2 separate regions of the Homo sapiens genome follow, and region 1 is linked to region 2. Evidence: read pairs that join two places in POLR2A ChIA-PET (ENCODE). Cell type or tissue: A673. All regions are shown on one strand.

What was found. ChIA-PET counts read pairs that join two places held together with the same protein. Peaks named below come from ENCODE experiments on the same cell type or tissue, not always from the same donor. Only the 100,000 strongest peaks of a DNase experiment are listed, where the experiment ranks them.
Region 1: POLR2A ChIA-PET joins it to region 2 with 8 read pairs; 1 of 35 experiments calls an interaction of 5 or more read pairs at or near these places.

Annotation. Positions count from the first base shown.
Region 1 is chr15:91,079,694-91,082,193 of GRCh38, reverse strand. No RefSeq gene overlaps it. Among named protein-coding and RNA genes, the nearest start is that of SV2B, 19 kb to the left of the region's middle. In A673, no CTCF peak of the experiment used is centred here; a DNase peak (open chromatin) is centred at 1,183; H3K27ac peaks cover 903 bases.
Region 2 is chr15:91,801,934-91,804,433 of GRCh38, reverse strand. LOC105370974 (a long non-coding RNA gene) reads left to right here and starts at 418. Exons shown (of 2, transcript XR_007064765.1): 1 at 418-536; 2 at 1,128-1,437. In A673, no CTCF peak of the experiment used is centred here; no DNase peak of the experiment used is centred here; H3K27ac peaks cover 1,448 bases.

The DNA.
Region 1 (2,500 bases), 720 kb after region 2:
CAAAAAATTAGCCAGGCGTGGTGGCAGGCACCTGTAGTCCCAGCTACTCGGGAGGCTGAGGAAGGAGAATGGCGTGAACCCAGGAGGTAAAGCTTGCAGTGAGCCGAGATCCTGCCACTGCGCTCCAGCCTGGGAGAAAGAGCAAGACTCTGTCTCAAAAAAAAAAAAAAGCAACTACATATATTGTATTTATATGTATGTAGGACATACTTGCATACACTGTATACATATATGTATATTACTGTGTATGCAAATAAGTCCTACATACATATAAAAAACTATAATATATATCTGCTTTCATATATAGATGCACATGGAAATGCACTGAAATAGTTAATAGCATCTAAATCTTTTAGGGATGTCTACAGGCATTTTTAAAAATATCTCTTAAAAAATTCCAGTCTGACATATGTTTGGAAGTTGCCACTTCATCCTAACAATAAGAAAAAACCTGAACAAACTGAAAAATCAACAACTCTTTTTAGGTGAATCAGAGAAGTGAGGTCACAGAGCAAACCATTGACCCCAAAATTGGAGAGATGAACAGGCAGATATGGAGAATCATAACATACTGGAGCAGAAAACCCCATGGGAACCAGTACTCGGGTAGAAAAACCCGACTTGGCCGGGCACAGTGGCCATGCCTATAATCCCAGCACTTTGGGAGGCCGAGGTGAGAGCATCACTTGAGGTCAGGAGTTCAAGACCAGCCTGGCAAACATGGTGAAACCCGTCTCTACTAAAAATATAAAAATTAGCTGGGCATGGTGGCTTGCACCTGTAGTCCCAGCTACTCAGGAGGCTGAGGCAGGAGAATCACTTGAACCCAGGAGGTGGAGGTTGCCGAGATCACACCACTGCACTCCAGCTTGGGCAACAGAGTGAAACCCTGTCAAGATAGAAAGAAAGAGAGAGAGAGAAAGGAAGGAAGGAAGGAAGGAAGTAGGGAAGGAGGGAGGGAGGGAAGGAAGGAAGGAAGGAAGGAAGGAAGGAAGGAAGGAAGGAAGGAAGGAGGGAGGGAGGCAGGGAGGGAGGGTGGGAGGGAAGGAAGGAAGGGAGGGAGGGAGTGCAGGAAGGAAGGAAGGAAGGAAGGAAGGAAGGGAGGGAAGGAAGGAAGGAAAAGAAAGGGACCTAACCTATAAATGACAAATTGCTGGAGGCTCAGTATGAACAAGTCTGTCACACCAAAACTCCAGGGAGATGTAGTTATTGAGGGGCTTTCGTTAGTTTTAAGTCCAGGAGCTCAACCAGGTTCCCACAATGAAGACTGAAGAAAAATCTTATGTTTCCAGCAGGGGAAAGAGAAGAGAGGAAAAGTGGTTACTCTGAAGTACACCAAAGCATTATTTTCTTCTGAACAAGGTCTGCCTTCAAAAGAAACTATTAATATTTTAGGGTCACACCTGTAATCCCCACACTTGGGAGGCTGAGACAGGAGGACTCCTTGAGCCTGGGCAAGAAAGCGAGACCCTCATTTCTATTTTTAAAAAAAATTAAAAATTCATCAGGTTTGGCTGGGCACAGTGGCTCATGCCTGTAATCCAAACACTTTGAGAGGTCAAGGTGGGAAGTTTGCTTGAAACCAGGAGTTCAAGGCCAACCTGTCCAATATAGTGAGATTCTGTCTCATAAAGTGAGAGAGAGAGAGAGAGCAAGAGAGAGAGAGAGCAATACTATTTTACCAGAGCATAATTTATTGGGGTTTTGTCAGAGCCTAACCAACCTAGGGGAAGTGATATATCTGACTCCAGTCCCTTCCACCCATCCTGTCCTACCTAAAGCAGGGTGGAGCGGGAGGGGGGGAATTTAAAGGCACCTGTGAAGTGCATAGTCAAGGGACACAAGCTCACTAAAACCCCTCATCATAGGACTATAGAATGTTTCCCCTCCCCTACTCCTTATCACCGCATCACTAAACGTCTATTTACCAGAGTTCCTTTCTACAGTACATAATGTCTAGCTTTTAACAAAAAGTGAAAGGCATACTGAAAGAAAAATAACAGTTTGAAGAAATAGAGCTGAGATGCCGGAATTATCAGATCATGAATTTAAAACAACTATAATTAACACGGTAAGGACTCCAGTGGAAAAAAGTAAACATGCAAGAACAGATGGGCAATGTAAGTAGAGAGATGAAAATTCTAAGGTCAAAAAGAAATGCAATATATCAAAAAACACTGTAAGAGAAATGAAGAAAGCCTTTGGATGGGCTCATTAGATTAGACATGGCTGGGGAAATTATCTCCAAGCTTGAGGATATGTCCATAGAAACATCTAAAACTAAAAAGCAAAGAGAAAAAATACTGAAAAATAGAATAGAATATCCAAGAACTGTGAGACAAATACAGAAGGTGTAACATAAATATTGTGAATATCAGGAAAAGAAGAAATAGAGAAAAAAACAGAAGAAATATTTAAAGCAATAATAACAGAATTTCCCAAAAAATAAATGTGAGACACCAAATCGCAGATCCACGAGATTTAAAGAACACCAGGAAGA
Region 2 (2,500 bases):
GCTTGGAACTTGGGAGACTCCATAGACACGAATTAACTTGCTTTAGTCTGCTTTCCTCTTGTCTCTTCCTATTTAGCAGAGTTCCCAGCTCCTGATCACTTCGGCTGTCACATACTTCTTACCACTTTTGTTAAACACTCTTTCCTCCTTATGCTGGAATCTCAACACTGGAAGCATAGGTGAAACCTATAGATAGATAATTGATTATTCCTGCCCCGCAACAATAAGAATAAATGCTAGAAGCAATGGGATTAATAAGGAGTGGAAGATACAATTCATTGAGCTTTACGCTTATAATTTATTCTCCTTTTTGGGTGTACTTTAATCAATGAGCATATGGATTGAAGTTAGTTTATTAACTATTATTTTGTTAGTTCGTTTTTAAGGCAGTGAACAGACTGTTAACAACAGGACTGAGCTCTGGGCTAGGAGGCAGTGATTCACTGGAAAGATCAGAGCCTGTCTGAGAAACAGGGCAGTAAACAGAAAGCTCAGTGATGTATGAGTGCTGAAGACTTTTTTGTTAAGATGCACAGGTGAGACATTTTTCTTCATTGCTCTTCATTCTTTGAGCCTACCTAACATGATAAAGGCAGGGGTCTTGATAATCCTCAGAGAAGAGAGCAGGCCAGTTGCCATGGTGTCTTCTGGCTTGAGGCACAAACAGTTCTCAGGGGTGGGTTTTCTCATTAATGGGCTGGCGGGTCAAGGTGCTGTGGATTTGATGCTATCCCGTGCAATGTTCGCAACCCTCCTGTGGAGGAAGTATTAGGCCTCTCTATACAGAGGAAGAAAGGGAGACAGAGGGGACAAAGTAACTAGCAAATGTCAAACGGCTGTGAATGACAGGACTTGAATGAGGTCCATCATTTCTAAGCCCAGAAGCTTCACTCCATTGTCACACTGCCTTCACCGGATCCCACGACTTCTTGTGGTTCCCTTATTCATCGTTGATTCATTTCATCCACCACTGTAGTCTCCTTGCCCTCTAGAAGGTCACAATCTGGTACCTGACAGTAGTGAGTCAAGCAACCAGCTCGGGTGGGGGAGGCTGAGACCCCACAGCATGCTGGGAGTGCTGGCTGCGGCACCAAAACACTTATCCATGCTGGTTTTATTTCTTCCAGGAGGAAGACAGAGAATCTAGGAAGGTGCCAGGGATGATTTCTCATCCCAAAGCCCTGGGAGAAATCCCATCTCTGGGCAAGAAGAGAATCTGAACGCAAATGGATGAAGATGCTAATGAGGCTCAGATGATGAGAGCACACTAGGCTCACAGCATGCTGACAAATCCAGAAACAGGCTATGCTTCCCTCCCGCCTTCCTAAGACTTCAGCTAAGACACTGCACATGCCCGTCCCTCTGCAGGAAGGCCATCCACAGTTATATCTTGCTTTAAAAAAGCAAAACTTTGAAAAATAAAATGTACAAAATTGGGTAGTTATTTGCATTATAAAGCAATTTCATTTATTTAAACAGTCTACTGAGCTCATATAGGGCATGATTTGGGCTATAGAAATTCAGTTAGAATTGAGATTTACACCAAAAAGTTGACTATGAAAGGCCTAGTTTTATCCCCTGAATTGGAAGCTTGTGGTGAGAGAATGCAACATAAACACAAACTATTGGAAATATTTGCAACTGAGGTGCAAAGACAATACATGTCTTATTGCTCTGCTGCACACTGGGGCTAACGAACTTTCTAAACCTGCCTTGATATCCTCTCTTGACCAAAAAACAGTGACATTTTCACCTCCTGCCATGTCACCCCCAAAATCTGAGGCAGCCAGCAACATTATCCACATTGGGGCGGTGGGGAAGCAAGCCCCAGCCGATGGGGGCATACCTGGGTTATTGCCTCTGAACCGTGTCAGATAGCTGTTTAAATTTTTAAATCCACACTTAAACCTTGGGTCCTGGGTCGGCACTGGTTCAAAGCAAGGGCACAGAGGAATGATCTGAGCTGTTTGTTGCTGCTACTGCAGGAGGATCAGATGAACAGGTCACACCGTGCATCACACTGGTCATACAATCTCAGTAGGTGTTTATTCTGGGCTCTGTGTCACAGATGCTAACACTCACCACTTGGTATCGAGACTGGAAATAGCACGCCCTTTTTAGAACCCACAATGGCTCTCAAGAAGCTAGTCTCAGATAAAAACCTTGAGCCTCATCTTGGGGATTTGCCAGCGTCTGACCTGCAAACCTGTTTATCCACCCTTACAAAGAATTCTACTCATTTTCTGCTTTTATGCATTTACTCATCAGATATAGACTAAACTGCCAATTTATTCTTTGAAATTAAGCTTTTTCACCTCCACAATCCTACAAGGGTTTGACCCTCACGAGGACAATGACACCGTCTGTCTATTTTTATTTAACAGTTGTGTCTCCGGGCATAGCCCACTGCTAGAATTATGCCTCCTGTGACTTTGCTGCCAGTTGTCAGGACAAACTGTAAAGCCACAGTAATTCAAACGGTGTAGGACTGATGCACAAA